4 separate regions of the Mus musculus genome follow, and all the other regions are linked to region 4. The links are chromatin loops, found by intact Hi-C in ENCODE. Cell type or tissue: left cerebral cortex. All regions are shown on one strand. Region 1 overlaps Pip5k1b (phosphatidylinositol-4-phosphate 5-kinase, type 1 beta). Region 2 overlaps Pip5k1b (phosphatidylinositol-4-phosphate 5-kinase, type 1 beta). Region 3 overlaps Pip5k1b (phosphatidylinositol-4-phosphate 5-kinase, type 1 beta). Region 4 holds the start of Pip5k1bos (phosphatidylinositol-4-phosphate 5-kinase, type 1 beta, opposite strand).

The links. Hi-C counts contacts between places; a loop is a spot of excess contacts. Peaks named below come from ENCODE experiments on the same cell type or tissue, not always from the same donor. Only the 100,000 strongest peaks of a DNase experiment are listed, where the experiment ranks them.
Region 1: it touches region 4 in a loop (2.1-fold over the local background); 2 of 42 quality-filtered maps call a loop at or near these places.
Region 2: a loop joins it to region 4, with 2.3 times the contacts of the local background. A loop is called at or near these places in 2 of 42 quality-filtered maps.
Region 3: a loop joins it to region 4, with 9 times the contacts of the local background. A loop is called at or near these places in 3 of 42 quality-filtered maps.

Annotation. Positions count from the first base shown.
Region 1 is chr19:24,520,128-24,528,127 of GRCm38, forward strand. The region is part of intron 1 of Pip5k1b (phosphatidylinositol-4-phosphate 5-kinase, type 1 beta); the gene reads right to left. Among named protein-coding and RNA genes, the nearest start is that of Pip5k1b, 32 kb to the right of the region's middle. In left cerebral cortex, no CTCF peak of the experiment used is centred here; DNase peaks (open chromatin) are centred at 3,556 and 6,850; H3K27ac peaks cover 206 bases.
Region 2 is chr19:24,506,237-24,514,236 of GRCm38, forward strand. All of the region lies in intron 1 of Pip5k1b (phosphatidylinositol-4-phosphate 5-kinase, type 1 beta), which reads right to left. Among named protein-coding and RNA genes, the nearest start is that of Gm52399, 28 kb to the left of the region's middle. In left cerebral cortex, no CTCF peak of the experiment used is centred here; DNase peaks (open chromatin) are centred at 4,130, 4,862 and 5,899.
Region 3 is chr19:24,321,078-24,329,077 of GRCm38, forward strand. The region is part of intron 13 of Pip5k1b (phosphatidylinositol-4-phosphate 5-kinase, type 1 beta); the gene reads right to left. Among named protein-coding and RNA genes, the nearest start is that of Fxn, 44 kb to the left of the region's middle. In left cerebral cortex, no CTCF peak of the experiment used is centred here; DNase peaks (open chromatin) are centred at 4,832 and 5,683; H3K27ac peaks cover 734 bases.
Region 4 is chr19:24,412,762-24,420,761 of GRCm38, forward strand. The region is part of intron 3 of Pip5k1b (phosphatidylinositol-4-phosphate 5-kinase, type 1 beta); the gene reads right to left. It overlaps Pip5k1bos (phosphatidylinositol-4-phosphate 5-kinase, type 1 beta, opposite strand), which reads left to right and starts at 3,248. Exons shown (of 6, transcript NR_167769.1): 1 at 3,248-3,429; 2 at 5,169-5,253; 3 at 6,151-6,281. In left cerebral cortex, no CTCF peak of the experiment used is centred here; DNase peaks (open chromatin) are centred at 3,477, 3,885, 4,431, 5,080 and 3 more places; H3K27ac peaks cover 1,930 bases.

The DNA.
Region 1 (8,000 bases), 110 kb after region 4:
ATCTGGGAATGTTTCAGTCTAAGATAAGTAAGATCTGATTAAATTAAAGCTCTGGCCTGTGCAGGAAGGGCCACTGCCATCGCAGGGTCTGTAGAAAGGGGAGCAAGGAAAGCAAGATAGAGGAAAAGGCACAGGCCATGGCAGCAGAGGTGGCAAAGGACAGCGGAGAGACAAAACAGACAGGAAGTAGCTGTGAGCTACAGAATGATGGCAGCCTTGAGAAACTAGAAGAGTCAGGAAAATATGCTCCTGGCAGGGGTGGGCCCCAGTAAGAGCATTTTCTAGCCAGGACCTCAAATTTAGGACTTCTGACCTCTAGAGCTAGAGGGTAATGAACTCGTGTTATTATCGACACTAAATTCATATTGTTTACAGCAATGAGAAGAGACACACAAACTATTATTATACTGCTACTTAACAGTACAGAGTCAAGGACAGTATTAAGATATACGAGAGGCAAGTAGTGTGCAGACAATTCACATATGAAACATAAAATAGGATAAAATTAAAACGCATTAGCACATACTAATAGATAAAAAGATCTCTGAAGTAGTGTCCCCAATTCTGTTCTTCCGTCCCCGCTATCCACAGTGGCCTGAGCAGTCCTTTCAAGTGTGAAACCAATGACCTTGTTTCTCTGCTCAGAAGTCTTGATGCCTCTTTTGTACCTGAAACAAAGACCAAGTCCCGACAGCTTCATGGGCACCGTATCCAAAATGACTCTTAGTTCTGGGGACAATCACTCACACATTCTATGAGCAGTGTCCCCTGCCCAGGCACGAGTGTTTGCCCTCACTCAGTCTATATCTCTACCATGGTGAGCCCACTCTATCTAGCCTTACTTGCTATGGATGATGAGTGCAGACACTTTGCCAGCCTGTGCCAGCTCACTTCCTTGCTTCCACCTGGTCTCTGCTATAGGTCCCCTTATCAATGGAGATTTCTTACACTACCTCTGTAAACAAAAATTCCACTGCCCGGCTCCAGAATGCTCCATGTCCCTTATCTTTACTTTACAGCTCATATTATTCACCCGACATACTTAAAAAAACTACCTATTTGAGACCCATCTTCTTGAGTTAGATATACACGCCTCGAGGACACAGAATTCAGCAGGCCTGTTCACTGAAGTGCTCTTAGTGCTTAAATGAGTTCGCACAGGGGTGACAGGGGTGTTAAATGGAAACCTGTTCGGTGAATGAACCAGGATTAGAACTGACTTCGGAGACATCAAAGCAGCTTCCATTTCAATATAGCTGGGGTGTGGATGAGCCATAAAACTCCACATTGATGCGCCTTGTTAGGCTTTTCACGGACCAGGAGTCAGTCAGTCAGTCAGTAACTTGGGATGGTGATAATTTTGGAAGTCTCAACTCTGACTATAGCGTTTCTCCATTTTCTGTGCATGACTTTTTAAAATCTCAATTAATCACCAGCGCCCCCCCCCCAAGTCTCATCATACTTATGCAATCAAGAGTCTCAGACATTCTCATTTCTCCTTGGTCCCAGATCCTTGAAACACTCTAAGGTCTGCTTCATTCCTTCTGATGCTTTTCAGACCCACCCTGGCAACACATCTCATCACCATCTGGGTTGTTTTTTTTTTTTTTTTTGTCATTCTTATACACTCCAAAGGGTCAGAGATGAGACAGGAGCACGCAGTGTCCTGGGAGATACAAACAGATGAGCCCCTTGAAACCAAGGGATGCTAAGGGATACAGGAAGGTCAGAAAGAGGAAGAAAAGGATCGGAGGCAGGGGTGAGTTGAGCTACAAAATAAAGTGATCTTTGACTGCGATTCAAAGCAGAAAAAAAACAAAGCAAAATGTGCGTAAGTAAGTTACCAAGTTACTAATGATCCAAGTAACTGAATGAAACAAAGAGCAGACACATCTTCCCTGCAGAAGAATTCCACATCATTTTGAGGCGACATCTACCCCAATGAAAAGGTGTATCACTTGCCAGTCTTGTTCTGTAGGCTGGACATAGTGACATCCTGCTAGCTATTCCAGAATAAAAACAGAAGGAAGTGAAAAGAAACCTTTAGCATTAGCACACCTGGCGAGCGGCCAGCTAGTCTAGAGCAGTATCAGAGGTGATAACCCTCGTGACTGAACTAGTGTCCTAATGTGATGTCGTGAGGATGGCGTTTGACCTTCCCAGGATGCACTATTCTAGTCTAATGATAAAAACAATGGACAAATCTCCATCGAAGGGCTTTATATAAAACCACTTGACAGTAATTCTCAAAATTGTCAAGGCCAGGAAAAGCAGGGAAAATCCAAGAGACAACCAAGAGGAGCCTAAGGGGTCATGTGATAGGATCTCAGAAGAAAGGGACATGGGGAGAAATGTAAAACCTGAGTCAATTGTAGACTGAAGTTAAAAATTGTTATCTGCTCTGGACTTAAGACAAACGTACCACACCAATGAAGGACAAAGAAAGAAACCTGGAGGTAAGATACCAAGAATTCTCTCTACTGCTATGTATGACAGAACTCTTCTATGTTGTGGATCTGTAGCATCCCAAAAGACCCGTGTTAGGGCTTGGTCACCAATCTATGGCACTATCGAGAAGTAATGCCAAGTGGATGGAAATTACATCACTGGGGTTGAACCTTATCTCATTGGCTTCTGTTGTTGTTGTTTTGTTTTGTTTTGTTTTGTTTTGTTTTTCGAGACAGGGTTTCTTTGTGTAGTCCTGGCTGTCCTGGAACTCACTCTGTAGACCAGACTGGCCTGGAACTCAGAAATTTACCTGCCTCTGCCTCCCAAGTGCTGGAATTAAAGGTGTGCGCCACCACGTCTGGCATTTCATTGGCTTCTTGGATGCTATAAAGGAAACACCTTTCTCCAGCACACCCTGCTACCATGATGAGACGTCTCCCCACAGGCTGAAAGCAGCAGCCACCTGACTGAGGGCTGACACTTCTAAAACTGCGAGTGAAATGATTCTTAAAGCTGATTTTCCTCAATTGTTTTGTCATAACAACAGAAGCTAACACATCCTCTAAATCTAAAAGTGCTCTAAAATAAAGTTTGCTTTTTTAAAAAAATAGGCTGGTGAGATGGCTCAGCGGGTAAGAGCACTGACTGCTCTTCCAAAGGTCCTGAGTTCAAATCCCAGCAACCACGTGGTGGCTCACAACCATCTGTAATGAGATCTGACGCCCTCTTCTGGTGCATCTGAAGACAGCTATAGTGTACTTACCTATAATAATAAATAAATCTTAAAATATAAATAAATAAAATCCCAAGAACTCATGACCTCCAGCTTCAAAGGCTCCCCAGGTTTCAACTCAGAAGGTAATTTTGCCTTAGCAGTCAACGTAAGATCTAGTAAAACAAGCTTTTCTGTTATATTCAAAGGGACCCAAAAGAGGCCACACATGGGGGTGGGGGGTGAGTGGCCCTATTATTCACGCCGCAGAGGCAGAGACAGTCACTTCCTATTGGCTTTTCCAGTTTTTCAGTTTGTAGCAATGAGGTACCAGCCTTCGCCACCATCTGTCTGGTTGGCAGAAGATTCCCACAACCATCTAGCAGATGGGCTGCCCACTCCTTTAACCTCACCAAATGCTCTGCAGAGCGGCCTTCCCGTCACACTCTGGTGTTACAGACAGGCGTGTCTTCCTTCTATATCAGTCCTGTTTTTCTTCTGTAAACCTGGTTATTCCCATGAGCCTCAGGACTACTTGAAGCCACAGGAACAAGTATCTGTTACTACTGTCAGGCAATGGAGAGTGTCAACACGGAGGAGGGAGGCGATGTGGGGAGGTGGGGTGGAGGATGAGCATCTAAGCACGCAGTCCATCTCTGAAGGCTCCCAGGGTTCGATTCCAGCCGAGCACTTAACTAAACAGACAGCTACCTTTGATCCTTTGTTCTTGTCCTTCCTTCCCACCTAAGTCTTCCTTGGTCTACAGTTCCTTCTACGTTTACCAGTTCTGTGTGGCTCTCACAAACAAGAGGCCTTTACCATGCATGACCTTGCCCTCCCTGTGACCCCAGCTGAGACTCATCTTTCTTTGCACCCCCCTGGGGGGGGGGACTGTTATAGCTCAGAGGCAGATCTCCCCAATCACACTGTGAGCTCCTTAGTAGAAGCGACCTCATCGGCTTCCCATGTGCACTTTGGGCTTTGATCAGTCGGAGCAGTCCAATAACCACTAGCAAATATTTGAAAGTTTATTGCACAGAAATGAAGCGAAGAAAGAACAGAACCATCTCGTTTTGCAGCTGAAGGCCTGAAGGAACTGACTGAGGCAGATGAAAGACTTTCCTGAGGTCATAGGGGAGCTGCAGAGCCAGAATGGGAAGCCAAATTTCAAGCTCGTTATCAACACTATGCCCCTCACAGCCTCCTAACAAATACTGGTGCCCGAGCTGGGGTTTCTATTGCTGTGATGAAACACCATGATCAAAAGCAAGTTGGGGAGGAAAGAGTTTATTTGCCTTACACTTCCATCACTGAAGGAAGCCAGGACAGCAACTGAAACAGGGCAGGAACCTGGAGGCCATGGAGCGGTGCTGTTTGTGGCTTGATTTCTCTGGCTTGCTCAGCTTGCTTTCTTACAGAACCCAGGACAACCAGTCCAGGGATGGCCCCATCCACAATGGGCTGGGCCCTCCCCATCAATCACTAATTAAGAAAATGCCCTATAGGCTTGCCTGCAGCCATATCTTATAAAGGCATTTTCTCCATTGAGGTTCCCTCCTTTCAGGTGACTCTAGCTTGTGTCAAGTTGACATAAGACTAGCCAACACTAGTCAAAATTACCCCTGACAATTCTGCCTTTTGAGTACAATAGGAAAATGAGAGAAAACGTTGTTATTAATTAAATTTATTTTTGATAAATAAATTTTATTCTTTGACAATCTTATATGTATATGTAATAGACCCTGATCACTCTTTCTGTCCGCCCTCTATATTATCCCCTTTATCCTTGCCCATCCAAGTCTTAGATTAATAACTTTTGGGTGGTGCTGGGGTGCACTTAGTTAAACCAGGACCATCTGGGGGATGGATGGGAACTGTGCATTGGAGCCTAGGGAGGTTACTAGTAGATACACAACAGAAGGCAATGATTCTCCCCAACCCCAACCGCTGAGTCTATTGTTACAAATGGTTCCACAGTGAGGAGTAGGGCCCTCAGCTTCTTTCCTCCATCCATGCTTATTGGGAGCCATTCTTGTGTAGGCCTCGGGCAAGCGTCCACAGTTGCTTTAAGTTAACTGAGAAAACTTTTATTCAATTGTGCCTCCCCAAACCTAATGGACCTAAAGCACATGTATATGGATTTAACAGGGCACAAGGAAGGTGACACTTTAAAATATTCTTCAGGGAGCATTGGGCTTGACTATCATTCTTCGCAGTAATCACAAAGCAAAACAGTGCACACAAAATGCACATGGAAATGTAAAATACCCAAAGTGAGAGAATATAGAAAAAGCAGTACAAAGAGGAACATCAGAGCAGTAGGTACCTACCTCAAATACATACATACATACGTACATACATACATACGTACATACATACATACAAGAATGGAACGAAGGAAGGAAGGAAGGGAGGGAGGGAGGGAGAGAGAGAGAGAGAGAGAGAGAGAGAGAGAGAGAGAAAGAAAGGGAGAGAGAGAGAGAGAGGGAGAGAGAGAGAGAGAGAGAGAGAGAAAGGAAGAAAGAAAGAAAGAAAGAAAGAAAGAAAGAAAGAAAGAAAGAAAGAAAGAAAGAAGCCAGGCAGTGGTGGCGCACGCCTTTAATCCCAGCACTTGGGAGGCGGAGGCAGGCGGATTTCTGAGTTCGAGGCCAGCCTGGTCTACAAAGTGAGTTCCAGGACAGCCAGGGCTATACAGAGAAACCCTGTCTTGAAAAAACCAAAAAAAAAAAAAAAAAAAAAGAAAGAAAGAAAGAAAGAAAGAAAGAAAGGTGGTTGCTGGGCGTGGTGGCACACATCTTTAATCCCAGCACTTGGGAGGCAGAGGCAGGCGAATTTCTGAGTTTGAGGCCAGCCTGGTGTACAGAGTGAGTTCCAGGATAGCCAGAGCTACATAGAGAAACCCTGTCTCAAAGAATAAAAGAAAGAAAGAAAGAAAGAAAGAAAGAAAGAAAGAAAGAAAAAGAGAGAGAGAGAGAGAGGAAGGAAGGAAGGAAGAAAGAAAGAAAGAAAGAAAGAAAGAAAGAAAGAAAGAAAGAGAAAGGAAAGGAAAGGAAAAGAAAAGAAAAGAAAAGAAAAGAAAAGAAAAGAAAAGAAAAGAAAAGAAAAGCAAGCAAGCAAGCTAGAAAGACTGACTTGGGCATAAACTTCAGTGGCAGTGCTTACCTAGAATGCGCCAGGGCCTCGGTTCAATCCTCAGCACTACACTAAATAAATATTGCTAATATACAAGTATGTATACAGATTTCAAATCAGCAACCTGGCAAAGCATTTCAAGGAACTAGTACAGCAAAGGCAAGAACCAGCAAAGATCAGAGCAGAGATAAACTGAGAGGAGAAAAACAATTCAAAAGACTGATAAAAAACAGAGCTGTTTCGAAAAGCTACATCAGCTGACAAAAGTTTAGATGCATTGATCATGGGTGGGCACTGGAGAGAACCCAGACAGAGGCAAGAAAAGAAATAGAGACAAACGAAATATGCAAGGCTGTGAAGCTTGAAGTGCAGTGGAGGTGAGCTCTCGGGCTTTTGGAGTTGTTAGGGACAAGGCAGATGCTGGAGGAATACCCTGCATGAGCATCGTGGCCCTGCCTGTGGTGTCTCTGCAAGCCAGGCCAGAGACTACCCTGCAGCAGGAGCATGTGACACATAAGCACCCCAACAATGTGCGGCAAGGTCCCTTCAGCAATCGGCTTCTCACTTCCCACAGGCAACTCTGTGGTCTGCTTCTTAAGGTTTCTAAAAATAAGTTGCCACCAATTCCATTACACAACTACACAGGCATTTGCAATTACATTGTGGCGGCCCTTGCCTAAATGAAATAAACTTCTCTTTTTATTGTGGAAGAAAGGGGACTAAATTTCCTTGCAGGTGCAAAGTACCAACGCTCACTTTTCTGTGTCACCATCAGGAGACTCAGGACAGTGAGCTATACCAGACATGCTCACTCACTATGCCAGTCATTGGAATTCCGATCTACTCGGCCTCACCTAAGGGACAGAGAGACCTTTCTGTTCTCTGCTCTTGCCAGCGCTCTCATGCCAGATGCTACTTAAGAGAGCTTGGCCCAGAGCATACCCTGGTCTTCCTATAGTTTTGGCCATGGTAGTTCTTTGTTTTTGTTTTCACGGCTCACTGGCCTCTGGTTTAGCTGCCAGACTTGAACACAGCAGCTCTTCCTCTGGTCTCCTTTTTATAAGCTGTAGGTGACCACATCCTGTATCTTGAGAGAGGTGGGTGAGAACTTTAAAACGAGTCATGGCTAATCCTCCGATACTAGGAGAGCATTAACTAGAAATGGTAAGAGAGCGAACCCCGTTCTGAATGTCAAACATGACAAGGATTACATGAGCCTTCCAGGATGTATCAGACTCACTACAAGCTGAGCCTGGAGTACGCTGGAAATGCATTTAATGTATCTAACCTACCAAAATATCACAGGAAACGCACTAAGACTATCTACATTACCCTACAGTTGGGCAGAGTCATCTCACACAGTCTACTACAATAAAGTGTGGAGTGGCTCGCTCATTGAACACAATGAATACGTACTGATAGGGAGCCAAGTTATCCTCTGAAATGGTTCCATATCATTTTGAATGACACTATTAAACAAAGGAATCCGCACAATTCAGTTAACAAGACCTTGGATTGAAGAGAATTCCATTTGTCAACCTCATTGAAAATTAAATGAGCCCCTTCTTTACTCGATGAGTTTAAAATCCAACGGAGAAAGGTGAGACACACTTACAAATACCTGAAAACACATTCTGCAAGGCGCTAAGTCCCACAAGACAAGTGGAAATAAAATGCTCATTTCTCCCTTTTCACTGCTTACTCTAGC
Region 2 (8,000 bases), 93 kb after region 4:
ATACTCCTAGTGGCTATCAGCAGTCAAGGGCAGACAGGAGATACACATTATAGCTGCTAAAGGCACAGTGTCTCTGTAGTACCAGACTGCTTGCATTGAACAAAGAGAAAGAAGAGGGAGGATTTTTTTTTTAAAGTCAAACTATATGAACGGCCAAGAGGGTCTATTTGTATACAAGTTCAGTTAAAAAGCAGTGTCCTGGCCTTGCCCTAACTGAGTAACCAAACATCTCTAGGATCTGGTCACATGACAAACTCTAAGAGCTTCAGTGTAATACAGTTCAAGTCTATTGCCAATAATATTTACATTATAAAGTTACAGACAACTTAGGAAGCAATATATACTCAATTAACATTTACCAGGCACCCATCAAAGCGAAGGCTTTCCCGATAACCTGAATCTATACAATTGACATCTATCTATGGAATCAATACAACTACATAACATCCCAAGTGAGTCTATGGCACAGAATGTTACACACACTAAAGACACTTAACTCCATGTAAAATATAAAAGATAGCTCTAGCTGTCAACTTGACACAGCTCAAAGTTAATCTTAAGAAGTCTCAGCTGGGAGTTGGCCTGTTGGCACGTCTGTGTAGCATTTGCTTGATTGCTAATTAATGGACCTTCTGTGGGCTGTACCATCCCTGGGCAAGGGGTCCTGGTCTATGTAGGAAAGCTAGCTGAACAGAAACTATGGAGCAAACCAGTAAACAACACTCGTTCCTGGTTTCTGCTCCAGGTTTCTGTCTAGAGTTCCTTCGTTAATATACCTCTGGAGGTCTAAGCCAGATAACCCCTCTCCTCCCCAAGTTGCTTTTGGGCATGATGCTTATCATAGCAATAGAAAACAAGCCAAAACAGACATTACAATCTGAACAAATTTTCAGTATTATACAGGGAAGCAGGAATATAGATTTGGGTGCCGATCCTGAAAAAAAAATACAGATCATGTAACATAAAAAAAATTTTTTAATGGCAATTTGATCTTCCCGAGAGCCTGCGCATGCCAAGTGAGGACACCACTGGGCTATGCTCCCAGCCCCAGAAGCAAACATTTCAAAGGGGAAATTTTAGATTGTTGACATTGCTGGGAAGTCACCCTTTCCCATCCGCAGCCCTCTCCCATAGAGCAGCAGGATACTTCAGATGTGAGAATCAACCCTGATTCTAGCCATTTCCCAGTGAAGCCTTGACTCACTAAAAAATACCCCAGTTCATCCAGGAAATATAACAGGGTGGCTCACTGTAGCCCAGAGTCAAGTGTCTGTATAAGTCTTTGTCCACAAAGAGGAGTGCCAAATAGCACCTGAGAAGGTTGGGCCACAGAATCGTCCACAAGAACTGACTACAAATAGTTTATAAGTTGGACTTTCATGAGCCCAATTATCCAGTGCCTCTGTTCTCTCATTTCAGCCCACTTTTGTATAAACATACCCAGCATACGGAAGAGCACCGCAGGCCCAAGCTCACGGGAGGCCAGCCCTAGCTGGCTGTGTGGAGCCCCATTGTTAGACAGGGTATATTTGAAAAGTGACTGCTTATTAAAACTGATAATTACAGGTATACTTCACACACACAGATTATAATTGCAGCGCCTAATTATAAGGTACCTTAGAAATAAGATTCTACGTTAATCACAAAATTCTTATTACCAACATTTTCTTGTGTATAACATGCCCTTGATACAAGTCCACCCGCTTCTAATACTTTAATCCTTGCAATAATGGTTATAAGGCTCCCGAGGCTCAGGCGAGTAAGCCTACTGACTTCCCCAAAGTCATCTAATTTTCAAGTGGAGATCAAGAATCCCAGAGACCTGGACCAGGCCTCTTACCTGCTAGGCACACACTTTCCCTGAGTCTGCTTGCCTGCCGGGACTGATCCCCAAACCATTGCTAGAGAGAATTCCCACGGCAGCTGGAAAAACCGAAGCCACAGGGGCTGCCTTTGAAAGGCATTCCCAGGAAAGACGTTCAGAAGGACGAGCAGGAGTATGCTCTTCAAAGGAGTGTGCTTTGAAAAGCACAGTCACCCAAGCAGCAGTCATAAACTGTGCATCACTGAGCACTGGGCTCCACCACACCGAAGTTATTTTCGATTATCCTTGCGAAGATCTTCAATGGTTTTTTACTCTCAATTCCTAGACCTTTTACAGAGTTACTGAGCACATTATCATTATTGCAGGCCAGAATTAAGACTCTTAGAAACATCTGCATTCACAGTCATGTCCCCAGGGCACAGAGGCACAATGGCCTAGTCCCCAGTTGGACCAAATTCCTCTTCCTTGTAAAAATAGATGGCAGTATCTATTCACAACACTCTAACCTTCACTGAAAGCTGCTAAACGCTGCTAAATATTTCACGTATTTGAATGGGGCCACTGACACAATTCCTTAGTGAATTCAACAGCTCCAGTCACCGTGGAGAAAGCTGTAATTATGGAGTAACAGACGTGTCATTGACACGTGGAAAGGTTTGCTTGTTACAGTTTATCCAAGGGTATTAGTTAAAGAGTTCAAGGAGTTTGCCTGACTGACAGGTGCTCCATCAAGCCAAGTTTCCACAGCCCATAGGACCAGTGATGGGATGCTCTGAGACAGGAGGAGAAACCAAGGAAGGGGGCTACATGTGTCCACCTTTTTGTAACTTTTTTATCCCATTTATTTATTTGGGTGAGAAACGTGTGCCAGTGTGTGCACGTGGGAGGTCAGAGGACAACTTGAAGGAGTCAGTTCTTTCCTTTTGCCATGTGGGTCCTGAGTCTCGATCTCAGGCCATCAAGCTTGACAACAAGCATCTTTATCACTGGGCCATACTGCCTGCCCCACCCCACATTTGATCTTTGTAATAGAAACGACTTTTTGGGGAAAAGGCTTCAAATGCCTGTTGACTCTAGAGCAGGTGCTACAGAGAATGCTGGGTAATAAACTAGTATGGCAGTCGTGGGTTAGTAACCTTCATGTATGTCTTACCAGGAACAGTTCTGGGGCCTTACCATATACTGTATCATTTGAATATCCTCACTGTGATGAGGCTGTCTGGCCCTCCCCCAACCACATGGTCACTTAAAGAAGCAGTGAGGGCCAAACCCTCTAGTGATTCTCAAAAAGGAATGATTTTTATTTTATTTTATTTGTGATACTGGCAAGGCATGGAGACATTTTTGATCATCACAACTAGGGAGAGGTACTATGGTATCTAGCAGGTAGGAATGAGTGCTGCTAATGTCCCACACGCAGGGGCCAGCTCCCCAGGCAAGAATTACCAAATGTTACCAGTGCCATGGTTGAGAAAGCCTGCTGTATCGGCGACACTGTTAAAGGTAGACAGATAGTCCACTAGTACTGGCTGAAAGCCAGATGCTAATAAGTTCTCTCCCTGAGGCTCGGAAGGAGAAGCTGGTGCCTTCCAGCTTCTCACTGCTGCAAGCCTCAGCGATCCCTGGCTTCTGCTCAGCCTTGGCCTGCATCTTGACATCACCACCTTCTCTGCCTGTCTCTAGAGTTTCTCTGCGATGACCTGAGGGACACTTGGAAAATCCAGAATGATCTTTGCCTCTGAAAGGGCCATAGTAGATTGTCCTTTCCAATAAGCCAACAGATGCTAGGTGGTTATAGATCCCAGGAATTAGGATGTGGGTCTCGTCAAGGGAACACGAGTAGGTATTATTATTCTCATTTGTGCTTGAGGCAACTCTAAGCCACTCCCAGAAGCTGGAGAAAGAGCCAGGCCTCAACCCAGGGACTATTGCAGGGCATCAATGGGTCCACATGTGCTCCAAACACTCCCTGGAAGACTCACGTGTTGACAGGCTCCCAGGATGCAAGAGCCTCAAGAATAATTTTGTTAATCCTCTTTACGTTCTTTATGGGACATATTTTGTTTCCCGGGAAGTGTGTATTATACAAAGAATGACCTGTAATCCTTGCGTGGAGCTGCCTACCTCCTTCCTGTGTTTTAAATATGCAACAAATTACAGCCTTAGCTGCACATGTTCCTTTAGTGCTTGTACTTTATGATCAACTTAAACTCTCGCTCTTGCTGTGAGAGGAGGTTATTGCCCACGGAGGGACTGATATACTGGGTCTACGTGTGGGTGGGTGCCGGAGTTTTCATCACACACCCCCCCCCTTAAATGTTTTGATGCTAAAAATACTGGTTATTCAGCCGAACAGGAAATAAAGTACTGATCCATATTACAAAGGGCGTGAAGCCTGGAAACACGCTGAGGGAAAGAAGTCAGACACAGAAGAATCCAGTAGATGACTCCCAATGGAAGACACAGCCACAAAACAGAAAGGCAGCTAAACACCTTCCTACGGCTCAAGGGGTCAGAACTGAGGTATCCTGGGCTATGTTCTGGAGTGTCTTCGAGCCAGAGGGAAGTCAGCTTGCCTCCAGTTTTCACCCTAAAACAGTAGACTTTTATGCTCTGTGAATAGCACCTGGATAAAAATAAATAAATGGATTGCAGCTTAGACCGTCCATTTCTTTGCCATGTGACATTTCAAACGTATTTTCTTTCAAACAGTAAAGGGATTCCTACTTAAGACATCGCAACTTCTTATTTTATATAGCTGGGCCGGAAGTTTTCATCTACTCTTTAGATTTTTTGGTAGGTCTCAGAGATGCTTACACCACACAGCTTTGCAGTGCTCTGTTATTTTTTTATTGTTTTGTAACTGAAGTACTTGCTGTTTTTTTTTTTTAAAGAAAGTTATAATTTATACAAAAGCAACAGTAAGGATCATATTTTTGCCTCACTCTCGCCTCAAATTAGTTTCCTAACTTGCATTTTCTTACAGCGGGGCCCTGTTAGATAATAGAATGTAAGAACTCTGAAGCAAATTTCAAATGCAAGGCATCATGTGTATAAATAAAGATGCTTGTTGCCAAGATAACACACAGGACGCTGCTGCAGAGGTATATCAGCCGCAAGCTAGCCTGAGGCATTGGTGGTCCATTACTTCACAGTCAATAGGCAAGTGACAAAGTGCCATGCCTGAAGAGCTGTCCTGGAGGGTTAATATTCAGATAGGACCCAGCACAAGAACCAGAGCAGCGAGATAAGCTGCCTGCCTCCTCCTGAGGGAGTCCATCCAGGCTGTGGCCTTGAGGAATGTGGGCTGTCCCAGTGGCCTTAGGAGGAATAAGACTCACTAAAAGAAGACCCGTGACCTGTCACTCATGCCTGGGAAGAGCAGGATCCGTCACAGGTACATCTTTGAGTTGAGGGCATCTAGAGAGGATTCTAGAACCTTTGGGCTCTACAAGGCTCTTCAGGGACACTCTAGCTGCTGTGTCTAGAGAGCTCTTGCCCCCAGTTTCTGTGGTGTTGTTACTTTCTCCCTTCAACCTCATTGCCACATTCCACCTTAGTCTCTAATAAGTTCTAGTATAGGTTCCATTACCATGCCTCGGCCATATTGTCCTGAGGGGACAGTAGTCCAGGTTCCCAGCCAGAACCTGCCTTCACCATGCAGAATAAGGGAACTCAATTCAGCCCAGGAAGCAGCCTATGTTCTTGTGGCAGACCCTTATCATTGTCGGGTCTCTCCTCCAGATCTCTTCCTGCCTGCTTCCAGCCCACACACTTGGGGAATTCATGGGCCCTCAGTGTCTAGGTTCTCATGGAAGGTGGTGGTCTTGAATTCCAAATGGCTCTTGCCTTACTCCTCAATCCTTCGAACCTCCTCAGCAGACTTCCATATCTCCCAGGGAAAGAAAACACTTCCCAACCTAAACACTAAGATCACTATCGTGTCTGGGTTCATCTTGCAATGTGGCCCATCCTCAGTCAGTCACACCAGGCAGATCTGGGAACAGCTAAAACAGCTAAAGTTACTGACTTCTCGTCCACGTCACTGGTTCTCACTCCTACACCCTCCTCCTACTCCAGGGAGAGAAATGTAGTTCAAGGGATTGTTGCGGAAAGAGCCTACACCCCGAGCTTAGGCCTGAACATCCAGGATAAGGCTTTGGCTGTCTTCATCTTCCACGCTTGTGAGCCTTCCTCTCCTCAGTTACCACCGGAACATGACAGATTCCTGACACTGCATTCTGGGACTTCCTGAGAAGCCCAAAGTCTGTGTCTATACTCAGCAGGAAACCAGGAAGTATGCATTGCAGGCCAGATGGATACGTCCAACATTTATCCCCAATTTCTATTAGTTCCTGTAAAGCAAATCTTCCAGTCCACAGGGTTACAAAGAATGACACAGACTCAACCTTCAATAGATTGGCACTTTGGCGAAGCAATGGCACAAAGAGTGATGATTTTCACCCTTTAACAAGTCAGCCCACATTGGGATATGGCTTGCCTGGTCCTACATGAAGCATTTTTCCTCACATGGCCATACTACTTCTAAGGGAACTAATCTGACATTGAGGTAATATAAAAAGGCCTTTTGGCACTTGAGCTACTCAAATAAGACAAAGCATCTGCAAGCTCGGGGCCTGTTTCCAACTGTGGAATCTCTAGGCCTAGCAGAGAAACTGAGGCAAGACAGGGTCCTGAAGGATCTCTCGGATGAGGAGCAAATGTGCATTCCAGCTCAGGTCTCAAGTGACATTTAGGTGACTACTGTAATATAATATATTAAAAGGACAAATGTGTCCTCTCTTCACACCCCAAGCTCTTAAATATACTCGCAGTATATTTAAGCCTTGCAACTGTACGGTGTGATTTTAGGAGGTTTTCCTTGTCTTTGCATCAGCCACTGGGACCACGCCTACTGGCCCCTCACCACGGCTGAGACCCGAAACACTGGTGCATGGTGGCATTTGATTGGCTCAGAGGGAACCCATATTCTGGATATCTAGAAGGAAACAATTCTACTTTACAATGATCTTTTTAAAAGATGGCCTTTCGCCCGCAGGGAAGGACTTGGCAAGAGAAAGCAGCTAAGAGGAAAGCTCGCTAGAATGGGGCTGGGAGGCACCGGGCACCAGAGAAGAAAGGCTTGGGAACTGGGAGCTGGGAGCTGGGAGCTGGGTGGGCTTTATCTCGCCTCTGCCGGCCTCAAGTCCCTCATCTGCAGAGAGGAGATAATGACGGATGCTTCAAAGAACTACTGTGAGCAGAAGACAAGTGCCTTCACGAAGGCTCTCAAGGCAGAGGGTAAGTAAAACATGGTAAAGTCCAAACAGCCCGTCTTTGATCACTGCTATCTGTACGCATACCTTATACGCACCTATCTGCGTACTCAGTGACTATAGGTACAGCTAGGCCCAGACATCTCAATGGAGTCGGGAGACAAAAACTCAGTTGTTTGGGACACAGAACGCATTGTCCCTGCTCCCCCACCCCCCAATGTTTCAAATCATAGAATTCTGGAATTATCTAGTTAGTGAACTGTCTCACTAAATTACCCTCCACCGTGATATCAGAGAGTTGGCTCGGGAAGGCACAGAGTGCTCAGGGATCCTCCCTACGGATCACACTCTCTAGAATGGAATATGTAACTGTTTGTACTCAGCGCTGTGCTCAGGAGCCAAGGGTGTCATGTCTCCCAAATGGAAGGCCTGGAAGGAACCGAAGCAATGACGGGGGACCTGGTTCTGCATGAAACTCCTAAAGCAGTGTTCAGATGACAGAGAATATGCGCTGCTAAGTAAAACAAGTCATTTTCTGTGGCTGGCAGAGAGGTTCCACAGCGCATGCGCAGTGCTTGCCAAGCGTGCGCAAGGCTCCGTCAGGTGGTTCAACAGTGTATGCACAGTGCTTCCCTAGCGTTGCAAAAATAAACCAAAAGAGAGGCTGAAGCAGGCGAAGTGTGAGTTCAAGACCAGCCTGGGCTACATAGAGTTCCTGGCCTATTTGGACTATAGAGTGAGACTTTAAAAGAAAACAAACAAACAAACAAACAAACAACAAAAATGAAACAAGGCGAGACATCACGTAAGCAGAAGCTGATGAGATGGCTCGGTGGGTAAAGATGCTTGCCACCAAGCCTGATGACCTCAATGTAATCTCTGAAGCCCACACAGTTGTA
Region 3 (8,000 bases), 92 kb before region 4:
TGGTCACTGACGATGTCATACTCGATGGCTTTGTCAAGGTAGTATATATGACGCTCCGAGACCACCAAGTCCCCTTCCTTCTTCCTACACTGCCTTACTAGGCAGGGCGCAGCTGAGTGTGGCCTGCAGTCTGGGTATAAGGGACGACGTTTATCTTCCCTATGGCAGACAGGGCACCTGGACAGAACACTTGCAGTGTTCCTGTAGGAGCTTCCTCCCCCTGCCCTCATGTTTTAAACCACAGATTCATATCCACGTATTCTATTGGCCCTTCTAACTTGGGAAAGGGGTGTGTACAACTCAACCCATGCTGTTCTATTGCTTACATTGTTTCGGTTCAGCCATGGAGAGCTCCTTCAGTTGGCACCTTTGCCCTCTGTGCCCAATGTTTTGCTCTCTGAATACTTAACTACCTTTAAAGTTATATTTATTTTAATCTTAAGTGTGTGTGTGTGTGTGACAGAGAGAGAGAGAGAGAGAGAGAGAGAGAGAGAGAGAGAGAGAGAGAAAGGGAGAGGGAGAGGGAGAGAGAGAGAGATGATATGGGGGGAGGGAGAGAAAGAAAGAGTGGTGGTGCTCTGGCAGGCCAGAAGAGAACACTGATCCCCGGGGCTGGAGTTATTGGTAGTTGTGAGCTGCCTGAAGTATATGTGAAGAACCAAGCCCAGGTCCTCTAGGAGAGCAGCAAGTACTCTTAACTCTTACCTTCTCCAGCCTTCTTAAAAAGCAAAGAATAGAAACTTCTGTGTTTTGGGCTCCACTTTAGAGTTAGTTCAGAAATCATTCACTTACGGGAGAGGATTTCTATCCCTCTTGCTATGCTAGGCATTTGCGCACAAGTTTCCTAAGCTGTTCTTAGTTTGTCAAAGGGATGGGCTTGTAGAACTATGTTGTCTGACGTAGACTGTACCAGGCCCCAGGCATGAGCTTTTCCAGGGGTGCTGCATTGGTTACTGTTGTCACTGCTGGGAACGAACACCTGATAAAAAGTTGCTTAAGGGAGGATTTATTTCGGTTCATGATTTCATGGTGTGAAATGAGTGGCAAGCCGGGCTCCTTGCCTGGAGCTGGGAGCTTGTGGCAGAGCAGGCTATGTCTTTCAAGATCAGGGATAGAGCTGGGACAGGAAGTGGGAGTGGGTTATAAACGCCAAGCTCCACCCACCAACACCTACTTCCTCTAGATGGTCCCCACCGGCTACATCTCTACGACTTCACAACAGCACCACCAGCTGGCACCCAAGTGTTCACATGCACGAGCCTCTGGGGACCACTGCAGGCCAAAAGGTCCCCTTTCCCCATCTGCACCTCGTACTTTGAAATTACATTGACAGTGGCTGCCAAGCTGGACCAGGGATGAGAACGCTTCTTCGTTGGAAGTCAGAGGTGATGTGGAAAGGATGTAGAGGTTTCCACCTTTGGGGACTGGCGTTCTTTGACCCTGCTAATGTGCACAGTGCCCAGTGTGTAGCATGATTAAAAACTGGCCATTGCTGGAACATTCTAGTCTAGGCTGTCCCACTCTGTTCCTCGGCATAGAGGTTTTCTCATTGCATCCTTACATCAACTACCTACCCCCCACCTTCTCCTTTTTTTTGCACCCATAGAATGCATATGTTGTGAGGATGTGTGTCCGAGGCCAGGAGGTATTTTCCTCCACCATTCTCTATTTTATTTGTATTTGCATGTGTGTTTGTGTGTGTGTTTATATATATATATGTGTGTGTGTTTGTGTATATACATACATATATATATATATGTGTGTGTATACATATATATGTGTGTGTATATATATACATACACATATATATGTGTGTGTATATATATATACATATATACATATGTATATACATATATACATATATACATATATACATATATACATATATACATATATACATACTATGTTGACTAGCTGTGTAAGTCTCAGGGATCTACCTGTCTCTGTCCCCTAGCACTGAGGTGACATACACATGCTGGTATACCCAGCATTTTCTGTGGGTTCCGGGGATCTGAACTCAGATACTGTGTTTGTGTGATGGGCATGTTTATAACTGAGACATCTCCCTGATTATTATTATTCTCCTTCACTTCTCTTCCTCCTTCTCCTTGAACCAGGGTCTTATTCTGTAACCCAGTTTAGCCTCAGACTCACAATAATTCTTTTGCTCCTGTCTCCAAGTGCTAGGGGTACAGGTGTGAGCCACTGGGCCTGGCTCCCCTTCTTCTCTGACCCTTGATATCAGCCAAAAGGCAAAGAAGTGACCCTTCATTTTCTCTTTAGCTGTGGGGTCTCATTACAATACCCAGGCTTGTCTTGAACTCCTGGGCTCACATGAGCCTTTTACCTCAGTAGCTCCAACTGCACCACGAACCACTGTGCCCACTCTTGCAGTAACTTTTTTTTTTTTTTTTTTTTTTTTTGTGGTGGAGATCCTTAATCTCCAGTAGATGAGGAGACATGGGATATTAAGTGACACAGCTGTTTAATTACTGAGTGAGCCAATCCAATCTATGAAAAGTTGTGCAAGCCTACAAAGGAGGCACAGTTTGTCGGGGGTGGGGTTGGGGGGAGGGGCAGCTTCCAGTCCAGACCCCTTTAAGGCTTCATGCTTGGGCTGGCTCTGTCCATGAGGAGAGTGAAGAGGCATTATTGTATGTGAAACAGTCAGTTGTCTTTTCCTCTGTGTTTACTGTGAGGACTGACTCAAGAAACTCCTCCAGAGGCAAGGTCACAGGGAAACGCAAGGATATTCTAGTTTAAAAAGCTCCATGCCATTTCTCTTCCCAGGTCCCTTAGCTCTTGCAAGTTGCCTGTTTCTTTCTTAGCTATAGCACTAACGTCTGCTTTATTAGGACAATCCCTCCTTTGTAATCCCTCACGCCTGGCTTCTGACTCTTTGCCCTAGGGAGGAAGGAGCTTTTAGCTCTTATTCACACAGAGCCTCAGCAGCTCCCTGGACTGCGTATGGAGTCAGGTTAGACCCAAGTCAGACTCGGCTTGTTTGGAGACAAACTCAAGGGAGTAGCCTTCACAGCAAGCAGCCACAGAACAGATGCCAAACTTCTTCAAAGTTCAAGGTATCAATACATGCACTGTTCGGAGATAGCAAGATAGGATGTTTACTTATGATAAATAAACTTTAGCCCTTTCCCTCCCTTCTGGGGCCTTGACATCTCTAAATGGCATTTTAAATCATTTTGGAAGCCCCCAGGAGACATTTTAGTCCATCCATCATGTGAGTGGAAAGGGCCTCCGTGGGAGAGGGTGGAGCGACAGGAATTTCTGAGTGTCTATGAGACTTGAAATTCAAAATAAACAAGCTAAAGGACACGTGCACATGTCTGAATATAAAGCACTCTTGAAAATGAGAGGAGGATGCTTAAAGACTGCCAACGGGCAAGAAAAAAATGCTATTGATTTAATTTCCTTCGAAAATGAGTAGCAGGTGCTCAGATGAACTGAGTTGAAAAACAAGGTGTGTGATCTCTCTCTGTGTGTGTCTGAGTGTGTGTGTGTGATCTCTCTGTGTGTGTGTCTGAGTGTGTGATCTCTGTGTGTGAATGTGTATGTGTGTGCGTGCACACATGGGTAGTAGACACAAGGTCTACTAACTGCCAGGAGCTTAGAAACAGAAGATATATTTTTATTTAAGGTTTTTTTCCCCCTCCCTTTCGGATCTGATCTCAAGTTTTCATTTAATTTGGCTTGAAGAACCGACCCACTGAAAGCTACTGTCAGAGCGGGAAGAAACGACCTGAAATTCCTGCCACAAAGCACTCAGCACCCTGGCAGGGATCACCCAGGGCAAGGGACTATTGTATGAAGGATGCCAGGTTTGTGACTGAACTATAGGATTTGCGAGGTGGAAGTTTAGGAAGGACTTCATAAGTTATCCCTGATGATCTTGTAGCAAGGATCCTTAGACAGAGGGCTAGTCATGGTAACAGGTTAAAAGTGTACATTATAATCAGCAGATACGACAAGTGTCTTCCTTCAGGGCTGCTAAGTGTCTTCCTCCAGGGCTGGCTTCACAGACAAGTGACCAGGGCAACTGTCCCAGCTTAGTTTAATGTCCTGCCTGCTTCTGTGTGTGTGTGTGTGTGTGTGTGTGTGTGTGTGTGTGTGTATTTTGTTATGTAACTTAGGCTAACCCTGGATATACTCTGAAGCTCAGGCTGGCCAAGAACTCACGATCTTCTTGTCTTAATGTTGAGAATTCTGAGATAATCAAAGCGTATCACGATGCTCTTGTTAACAGTTTTTGAGCAAGGCCTCTCACATTTTTATTTCTCTCCTTTCACATTATGGAGTGAGTTTTGAATGGCTGTGATATCCTGGGAAGGGCATGCTGACATGCATCATTGTGTATACCATGTATACATGCATGCATCATTGTATATGCCACGTATGCATGCATGCATCATTGTGTATACCATGTATACATGCATACATCATTGTATATGCCATGTATACATGCATGCATCATTGTATATGCTATGTAGACATGCGGGGCCTATTCAGGGCTTGCAGTAACATTTAGTGGTTGAGCTGTGCACAGCACACGGGAGGCCCTGGAATCAGTCCCCAGCATGGAAAATGAAAGTCAATTTTTCTTTCTTCAACATTTAGATTGGAAAAAAGAGTTGCAAGGCTCGAGAGACAGGCAATCTCAGAGATGTCAGTCATGACTAACATCTTAAGATACTGAAATGCTTTAGTCACAAGGTAATTCGAAATTGTCTTGAATGTGCCAGTACACATGGCAAAATGGCACTTTAAACAATGACTGGCTTTCTCTCTCTTGATGATTCATCTGCTTCTTTAAGAAGTATGTCTGGGATGTGTGGTATAATCCTACGCACTGGCAGCAGAAACAGGAACCGAGTTAGCTGCCTGCTCAAGCATCTCAGAGGATAGTGGTTGGCTACTGTTCCCCGCATCATTTGAATCCTCTGAGCCCTACATTTAGTATAGATGAACGGAATAGCTCCTTTAAGACCAGGGAGTCATGTGAGGAGAACATGTACGAAAAGCAGCAAGGCTTTCCTCTCCCCATCACAATAATGCAATGTCTCTCTTCTTTACGAGGCCGTGAGAATCGAGACCTTCAACCTTGCTCGAGCTCAGGGAGGCTTCCCCTCTTGGCCAGGGGCTTCAGCTTTTATTGTTATTATTTGTTTTAAATCTCAAAAGAGCCAATGATAAACGTTATGTTTAAATGAACTTAACTAGGTCTCTGGATTCAGACAGGAGTTGTCCTTCTGTCTACACATGAAAAGTACTATTTCTACCTTTGGTAGGGGAGGAATCTGCTTCCACCTTTTGATTCTGCAACTACAAGAATAACTTGTCCCGAAATAAATGCTTATTCTGTTTTTTCTCCCCCAAATCAGAATCTTAAATGAAAACGGACCCTCAGTAGTAGATAACATGATGGATCAGAGGAACCGGAGAAGACAAACTGTCTATTTTTGATACATGTTTCCCTGCTCACTTCATTTTCTCTATTTTGATCCCCAGAGCTCCTTAACAAGTCAGGAATAAGAGGGAAAGTGTGCATTTAGTTGGGGAGAGGGAGAGAGGGTAAGACAGATGCCTCTGGCTAAAAGTCTAGTTAAGCAGGCAGATCAGCTTCCAGAATTCTCTTTACTACGCAACTGTCTTTTTTCAACTCTATTTTTTTTCCAAGTCTTAGTCTCAGGAGTGGGTAGAACAGAGAGTCTTTGGATCACAGAGCACCAGTTACAGCGTAGGTTAGGAACAAACATGGGGATGAGGTGGGGTTAGCCCATAAAACCAGCCTTTATCTTGCAGGCTGAGAGACAAGGGAGTCTTTTCTGGGGAATCTGACCTGAGAGACTCCTAACACGAGTAACGCTGGTGAATTACCCCAGAGCAAATCTACAAATAACAAGCCCCAGCCCCAGGCTCCCAGGCCCCAGCCCTAGACTCCCTGTGTCCCATTTTTTGTTTGCTAATGTTATTGAAATATTATACACATACCAAACAATTGATTCACTTAAATCACGCAATTCAGTGTTTTCAGTATACCCAGAGCTGTGTGACAAGCACACAATCAATTTAACAATGTTTTCTTTGTCACTTGTGAGGTGACTGTGCTCATTAGCAATCACTTTGTTTTTCCCAAACCCTTTCTTAGCACTAGGTAACAGCCAATTTACACCCTGTCTCTGCAGATTTACAGTGGCACACTTTTAAGCCTCAGCAGACAACTAAGTATTATAGAAACCTAAGAAAAGCCACTATTGTAAGGGAGGTGACAATACAGGGGGGAAAAAAAGCTAATTGGAAAGAGGTAAGATTATAAGGGAGAGAAAAATGCACCCCCAAATCCACACCCAGTATCGCCTGGATCAAAGTTTGAAATAAAAGAAGGAGGCACCTAAACAAGGAAATAACTGGGACAAGAGAGGTCTTGGAAAGAGAAATGTGGTAACAGGACTGACTCAGTGACAGGCTGAGGAGAAATCAAGGTTACTACACTTAACAATAGATACACTTAACAATCCATATACTTAGCCATAGATACACTTAACAATAGATATACTTAGCCATAGATACACTTAACAATAGATATACTTAGCCATAGATACACTTAACAATAGATATACTTAGCCATAGATACACTTAACAATAGATATACTTAGCCATAGATACACTTAACAATAGATATACTTAGCCATAGATACACTTAACAAAGATAAGATGGCAGGTGGGATCAATCAACATGGAAACATGGACAGTCAGTGCTTGGTGTTTTTTTTTCCCCATCAAGATCATAATGAGAGAGAGAGAGAGAGAGAGAGAGAGAGAGAGAGAGAGAGAGAGAGAGAGAAACAGAGGCAAGGAAATCAACAAGATTGCTAATTACAAAAGCCAAGTCAGACAGACAAACAAACAAACAAAAACGTCTCACCCTGGAGGACCTGAGTGTAGACTGGAAAGTGACAGTGTCCTTTACCATGGGTGACAATCAGCCCACCAACCTCATGCACTTTATCAGAAAACAGAGACGATCTCTAAGCTTTAGGAGGGAGAGCAAGTAGACCACATACATGAGATTAGGAAACAGGAACTTTGAACCCCTCATCAGCCCAGGTAGCCTGAACACAGTACAATAATGCCCTCAAAGGCCTTAAGGAAGACTGACCCCAATAAGACTCAAGGCCTTGCCAATCCAGTAGCATAAAGACCTTTTAGATATATAGAGTCTCAAGACTTCCTATAAGCTCTATCTCAAAAAATGACTGGAGGATGGTTTCCATAAAAGTCAAGGAATAAGTTAGTAAGAGGAAAAATACAAAGACCATAAGCAATGGAGTCGAGTTCAGAGAAGATACTGAACCCAGAGTAGAGGTGAATGTCAGAATTGACAGGTACCACGCACAGGGAGCAGACTGGAATAGGCCGGAAGTGTCTAGGAAAAGCATCCAGGTATATGGATCTGATACAGTCTATCTGAGTCAAACAGACATGGAAGGAAGCTTGAGATTTAACCAGTAGTAATTATTATAAGATATCTAAGAACAGAACAGAACTCATTCAGGGGGGCAGGGATGGGGAAACACATGGCAAAGTGACAATGCCTTCCAACAGGGCAGGGCTGTGAGCGGTGTTTGTGGCTCAGTAAGGACAATGATGATATGACCAAAATGATGATCTGCTTCTAGTAGAACACAGAGGAGAGGAGCTGATTGCTATGGAGGTAGGGGTGATGAGGGGCTATCCTCGTCCAAAGTGGTCCAAGCCTGTAGAAACTGGAGGACAACCCTGCTATTCCAGACATCATTCATTCCTCCCCAGTCCCTAGTGGCAAGATAATATTGTTTACAGAGCTGGAAAGAAAATTACTAAAAAAGAAAATCAGACATGAAAGGTGGCCGCCTTTAGCAAAGATATGAAGGCTGGGGACATATGGGCTAGTGGTTTGCACAATAGTCTATGAGGCACTGGAAGGGTGGAAAGGATGAAAGTCC
Region 4 (8,000 bases):
TTGTCAGGACTCCACCTCAGTCTCTGTGGCTGGGGTGAGGTGGGTGCTGGGAATGAAGGGTGCACGGGAGCACTTCAGCATTCTCTTGATAAGTTGGCCTTTGTGAGTGCTCCTAGTCAGGCACACTACTAAGTTATTTTTGACTTCCCTATGATGAAACTGTAACCCAAAGCAGGTTATCCTGAGCCACGTGCCACCTACATGGAAAAGTGAGCCCTAGAAGTCAGGACTTTTCACCCCAAGTTCATGTCCAGACCACTCTGTCCCACATTGTCACTGGTCATGAAGAACACCAGCACTGTCAGTCTAACGTTTCAAGGGAGCACAGGTCCCGCTCAGTCCTCCAGCTAATCCATGGGCTTGCTGATGGCTTCGTAGACCTGCCTCCAGGTAATGCCACCAGTTGCTTTTCTTATTTGCATTACTTATGGTCACCTCTTTTCCACAGGTGTGTAGGCAGGTGAGGGCCAAAGCCAAGCGTTATTCCTCCAGACTTCCATTTTCACAAAACACTCTACATTCGGGTGCACAGAGACCTGGGCACTGAGGGGCCCAAGAAGATGGCCATTGTAATGGTGGCAGTCTGGGATTTTTGGAGAGTTAATTAGAACTTGGGCTGTTGGGCAGCTCTGTGTGGGACAGGGGCAAACCAACTCCTCTTCTGTGAAAGAAATTCTAAGTAACTTCTACTTTTTCACCCATTCCTGCCTTTACATTGTCCCTTCTTGCTTCAAGAGGTTGCTCACTCCAGCCCTGCTTTATATTTCCTTCATGTCTTCACAGCTTTGCTAGATAACACACACACACACACACACACACACACACACACACACACACACACACAGGGTGGGAGGATTGATTTCAGGAGCTAAGCCAGGACAATAACCAATCCTTTTTTTTTCCTTATAAAGATTTATTTATTTCTATGTATTTTTATGTATATGAATACGCTGTAGCTGTCAGACACATCAGAAGGGGGCATCGGATCCCATTACAGATGGTTGTAAGCCACCATGTGGTTGCTGGGAATTGAACTCAGGACCTCTGGAAGAGCAGTCAGTGCTTTTAACCACTGGGCCATCTCTCCAGCCCAACAATAACCAATCTTTAGAGGGCCAAGATCTACAGCGAAACTGGACATTACTTCTGGGCACAGGAGTACTCTGTCAATGCTCATTGTGTATCCCTTGATCGTCTCGGCCAAGAGACGTCAGAACTTTCCCACTCCACTAAGTGATTTGTTCAGCTAAGTAGAGGGAATCACACGCACTTTCCACAGAGTACCACCAAGGCTAGGACACATGGCTGCAATCCCTTACTGCAGAAGAGAAATTACAAAGCTGGACACTTCCATGGCTCTCTATCTGAAGAGAGAATGGAAGCAGAAGTGAGCTGCCTCCGAGAGGCAGGAATTACATGTCACTTCCCCCATTTGTGCCTCAGGTTGTATTGGCTACTTATTGGCACCCAAGCTTCTTGATCTAGGAAAATGAGCTATGAAGAGAAAATTAATAACAATGGAGAAGCAGGGCTAGAAGGGAGAACAGCTTTGCCTTCGCTCTCAAATCTCTACCAGTGAAGAATTTTATCCCTCTTGGTTTAATTTTCAATGGGAATAAATATGTATCTTAACATACCTCTAAATATCTGATACCATATATAGCATATGGATATGTTGCACACTACAGGAATAAAGACTGTTTGTGCAATATAAAGTCAAAGTCAAGAAGGGCTATGACTGCCAATGGGGCAGAATCATGAGATGCTGAAAAAGGGTCCTGACACCCAGGGGTTTTGTTTCTTCCTCTATAAAACAAAGGTAGTAAGCTAATGACCAGAAAGGTTTCTTATACATACAAATTACTGAAAGAATACTTTCCGGTTTCATTTTGTTTCCAGCATTTATGGTCAGGAACTGAAAGCCACTTATTTCATATGATTTAATGTTTTTTATTCCACCATTTTTTTTCTGTATCTACTATTTTCTCCCCATTTATAGTCATGCCTGTAGAAGCACTCTTCGGTCATAGTTACACCAGTAGAGATACAACAGAAAGCAAATGTGCCATGCCTCCTTTGGGTTACAACTTTCCAGGTCATACTGATATCAAGAAAGGGGAGCAGATTAGGCATATCCCCAGGTAGTAATGGGGGAAGCAACTTCGCTTCCCATGCCTGCAACCTCCAGCATTACCATATAAGGAAGGCTGGGGCGTCACTGATTTCTGCACCCCGCCCCCCGAGCTCCAAAAGAGCAGTATTGAATTGTTTTTGGAATTGTTTAAGACCACAGATGTCTGAGCTACCAACAAACTATTTAGGACTCTTCCCTGGCAGTGATCACCACTTGGATGGATGTGAGATTGTTTGTAGACCCTTGAGACTTGATCCTAACAAACCCGCTTCCAGTGGCTCATCAGAATGGGATCCCTTGTGGTCCCAGTAGATGCATGACCTGCCGTGATAGCACAGAATGAAGAGTCTGGTCCATCATCAACTGCTCCCTTCAGGATGGCTGCTCCACCTTTCCTGAGGTACACAGTTAATCGGAATGTTTCCATAGTCCAGGCCTTTACGGACTGTGTGCTCTGTCCAACTGTGGTCATCTCCTGGCCATCTTACCACAGCCTTTGTTCAGAGCTAGCTCAGCACTCATGAACTCAATCACCAAATACAAGCCACTTCAAGGAACACTTCTGTTCATAATCAGTCATTTTATTAGAGTCCAAGGATACAGACGACCGTCCCAGCAACTAGGACATGTTGGACTAACAGAACAAAGCAATCTATTAACACTCCTCAGCCACGAATACGCTTTATTCAGTAAGCGACTTGGTAGCTGCTGGATGGATCATCTCAACACTCAGAGTCTATAGGCTATGGATACATATTCTGACTGTAGAGCTCCTTCCATGGGCAGGTCCCATGGCAGTAAGCATTCAGCATACACACAAACAAGGAGTTAAAATCTGGAGATTCCTGTGTTCTATTTTCTGACATGTTCCTTGGGCCTTTGTATAAAAGTTCTGCTCACTCCCCACTACATCCCCCATGGTGGCTGCTGTTCTGTGCATTCTGTGCCTCTTTAAATAGCCTAACCTGCCACCCCACCCCGCCCCACACACACACCTCCATCTTGCCTTCTTCTAGGCCTTGTTAGACACAGCCTGTGCCTGGATAGGATCCTTTAATCTTTGCTCCAGCCCTAGCATCTGATACGGGCTCCAGAGTCTACCTATGGTTGCTTAGCAACAGGCAGGCTTCTGAACTAAACACACACCTGATTTGGTTATCTAGCTTGAGAGAAACTTCTGCCATCCAGTTGGGTAAACGAATGAGCTTTTGAGAGAATGAACTAGTATGTGAACAGAAGTGAACGCAAGCAGCCTTGGCTTCTGCAGACCACCACCAACTAGGGCTGCCAGGCAGGTCAGCACCACAGCTGCTGGGCTCCAATGGAGGAGGTGTGGTGATGGGAGGGGTTCCATCTTGGCTGGGGGCCCTAACCGAGGAACAGGATTGGAAGTGCTTGTGCATCTGTACCACATGGTTCAGTCTGTATGAAAGGTAACCACCTGGTGTTGGGGGCAGGGAACCCCACACAATATGGAAATTTTCTTTCAAAGATTCAAAAAGGAACAAGGAAATGCAAATCTTTCCAGGACAGCTGCCCCTGAGCAGAGCTTAGAGCCAGAGGAAGGCTTAGGGCATCCTCCCAATCAGTATGTCCTCTTGGGCCCTCCTCTCCTTTCTCTGTGTCCTTGGTGATGATGGAGTTTGCTGAGACCCAATCCCTCACCTGGCACAGCTTCGCTGCCTGCAGCTGTTTGTGTGACGACGGCAATGGCACAGAGTCCCTTTGTTCTGTTTATTCTTATCTCTTCAAATCCGGTTCTTGAAACTATTTCAAGACACCCTCCTCTCCCTCAAACACAACAGCAACAACACCCCCAGTATACCTAAAGCCTTGAACCCACAGATGGAAAGAACCAAGAGAAACTGCCTTTCCACTCTGATAACTAAGAACAGAGGCCTGAGGGAGAGGCCAAGTCATACAGAGAATGCTTTCATTGGCTCCCAATCTCCAAATGAGGTCCTTGTACCTGTCCATTCACCCTGTTAAGATTACAGAACTCTTCTTAACCTGTACCAGACCAGATATGCCTAGGTTAGTCTGTTTCTCAGTCCTCTGAACAATCTTCTAAAGCCAAGAATTAGCTAAGTCAAAAACTTCCATAGGAGGGTTTCTCTTTCTTGGCTCGAGTGATATGTTAGACTGGATACTTTTAGGTTGTGGGGGAGAGTCCTGTATGGCCTCCATTTGCTCTAAGCAAGTCACCCCTCTTCCCCTGATAGGACACTCCCACATGTCTATAGACACTGCTAAACACCCACTGTTGAGAACCGTATTTTCATTTAAGTGTAAAACTTGCAGGGCCTACACTAAGTAAGTCATTTCTCTCTGTGGGTGACAATGCCACGTGAATACTTGCTCTACCGTCAGCATGCCTGCTGTCCTGTTCCCTGAACCAAAGGAATGTCCTCTGTCACAGGCTCATTAGAACAATGTTTGAAAACTGCACAGTTTTTTTAAATGACATCTTGTTACACAAAGCCAAGTGAGAGACACAAATGCTGAAGTGACAGCAAGTCCCAGGGCACAGAACCCATCACTTTGGTCCGATTCTGGATCTTGAAAAATGTTCTGGTGGTGCGTTGGCTCTGCTTGCCTGTCCACCCTCCTTCCATGGGCACAGGGACACAGTGGGGCTGTGTCCAACAGGAGATAAACTACACAGAGTTCTTTTCGCTCACCAGCAAGCCTGGGGTAGGGACTGCCATGCAGGCATCTGAGGAGCAGAGACCATCGTCTGGTCTCCTCTGTGAAACCACCGAGGGTCCTGAGATGAGTGCAGGGCTGAGAAAGGCTAACGAGATCTGGAGACTTGACTGCAGCTTGGGTTTTTGCCCTCAGCACCAACTTGCCCCAGGGACTGAAAGTTTCCTTGGCTTCCGTTTCCTCTTATGCTAGGGAACAGTTTTATCAGCGGCACATCCAACTCTGAAAGTCTAAGTTTCTAAGAATACAATGCAGAAAATGTCACTTCCACCCACCCCACAATCCTTCTCCTTTCTAAATTAATCATTTCCTCTATTTCTACCTCAAGTGATGGTGACTATTCTCAACAGACTGCAAAATCCACAGTGAATGTCAAATTCCTTCCAAAGGAAAGGATTGATTCTGTTATTGAGGTAAAGACCTTATTCGTATTGTGTGTGTGTGTGTGTCTGTTTGTGTGTGTAAAATATCTCTGTGGGTAACTTATGTTCTACTTTCAAAAAACAAATTCATCTAAGTTTATTAAAATTGTGTTTAAAGATGGAAAATACCAGTCCCATGGTAGATATGAAGTCACTGACATATTTATAGCCCCTGATTCCAGCTGAGGAGTCACCTGACTCTATACTCTACATAGGTATTTTCCATACATCATTTCCTTTTTTCCAGACATGCTTTGTAAACGTGCCCTGCTTCTTTAAACACAAAGAACAACATGGCAAATCGGACTGAGGGAGAGGCTTGCTGAGCCAAGCAATGGAGCAGATCAAACCATCTGCAGCACTAGGCTCAACGTTTGACTGAGAATTCAAATATTAATTGCTTTATGCTGATGGAAACCACACCAGTCACACTTGTTGTTATTGTTTTTTTTTTTTTTTAATCACAAGGAGTTTCACAGAAAGTTCAGCTTCATGTGTGTACTGGGTGAAGTGATCGCGTGTCTATGTAGGTCCACAGCAGGGTCATTTAGGGATTATAGGTACTGAGTTCAGTGATTCCAAGCTTGCAGGGGTTGGGGATTAAATAGAGGAGGGGAAGGAATTAGAGGAGGAAATGCAGAGATGAGACAGTCTCCATCTTGGACCTCAGTCTGTCTGGAAAGAGCTTCGAGCAAACTGACAGCAATATGATTACAAGACACCAAAGCATTATGGGTACACAGAGGAGGACGGTGGCCTGATTATACAGAGGCACTGAGAGCAATAGCACCCAAGGATGCCCAGGTCTTAACTCAGAGAATAAGCAAATGTGTTACTTGAATAGGCAAAATGCATTTGTTACTATGTTTCTACCCTTGCTCGCTATAGGTAGGGAGACATAAGCAGTTCTGATGTGAGAAAAGGGAAGAGGCTAAAGAGGAAAGTGACACACAATGGGAGAAGGACCCAACCCTGCCCCTTGTCTTTGAAGAGGATGGAAGGGGCCATGAACCAGGAATGTAAGTAACCCAGAGAATCCAGGAAAAGGACCTAGATGCTAGGAAGAGATTCTCCTCTGCTCCCAAGGAGGAACAAAGCCACACAACACCTTGATTTTAGTCACTGAGATAAGTGTTGGAGGCCCATCCTACAAAACAGTAAAATCCCAAGTATACACTGTCTAAGTATACACTGTTTTAAATTGCAAAGCTTATGGTTGTTCATTACGGGAGCAACAGTAAGGTACTTTGAAAGCTCTCACTACCTTTGAGTCCTGTCTACGTGAAGCACCTTCACCTATTTACTCTTTGTTCCTAGTCTCAAAAGCCACTGGTAATTTGCACTGGGCTAGCATTAAGGAGGCTGGTTTGCATAAGGACCCAAAGGATGGCACAAACAGGCCTTAGATAATTTATTGAACAGATGAACCGTGATGAGTTTCTCCCGTGGAACAGTACACATTTGGCCTTCAGGATTAAAGATGGTCTTTCTAGAACCTCTATAGGCTGCAGATGCACAAGACGGAACCCCATGTTTTGGCTCTGGTTTTGTCAGAATCCAGCCAGGGTTGAGGAGATCTGGTGTGTTCTGTATCTTACCCACACTGTTCTTTAGCAGTATTGAAATCACCATGCCATGGTTTGGAAATTCTTTTGAAGTTCATTTCCCTAGACTAGGGAAGAGCAAGGTGACAGGATAATTTTTTTCCCTTACAGGATTAAACATTTGAAGCAGAGTCATGTGAGTTTCTACTCCACAGGCTATTTAAGGAAGGACAGGAAAATGTGCTAATGGATAGGAATGTGAGCCATCTTATTTTGGAAGCAAATGAGAAATGAAGTGCAGCCTCGCCCCACTCTTCACCCATCTTCCCTCTCCTCCCAAGGCCTCCAGCATGGCCTTGGATCAGTGCAGAAGGGCCCATCACAGAACCAAAGCAAACATAAACCAACTCAGAGGGCCTTTCCATGCCTCAGTGTTCACAAATGAGAGAGAGTCAACTATTACATAAACGTACATCAAAACAAACAAACAAACAACCCTCAACAAAGGGAAAAGCAACATTTTAAGCAAAATAAACCAACCAACCACCCTCATCGAAGTAATAACAATTACAAAAGAAGTATATTTTTTTTCTTACCCAAAGCTTTCTTTCCTTAGGAAGAAATGGCCTACCCCAAATACACTGCAAACCGTATCCCCTTAAGATAATTGATATACTGGTTACTTTGCTTTGAGGCAATCAATGAGCAGCAGATCCATAGGGAGAAAATTTTATGATTTCTCAAGTTATAAAAATAACGCATTTACCTGATTTGCCTGGACTGATACAAACTCTACACAGAATTCTATTTTAAGAGAAACATGGCTTTATCATTTGCTAGTATTCCCAAAAGCTGTGTTTACAATGATTGCTTTTCCAAATGCTCACTTAAATCAATTACAGAAAAATCACAGTTCTCGATTAAATAATAAAAATATAATCTTTCGGTAAAACTAGAATTAGAATGAAAACTTGTGAACAAAGAAAACATATTCTTCAAACTAAGGAAAACATCACACTAAGACAAACACTGGAGTGCCCCTTTTCCAAATGCCTTTTATTTACATACCTATTAATAACCTGTGTCAACCTAATGTGTATTCTGGAAAGTGGCACTAGAGTATTTGTCCTGTAAAGTCAAGAAGACAGGCTGGACACTTAGCACAAAGAGCCTCTGACACTGTGACTTCTGAAG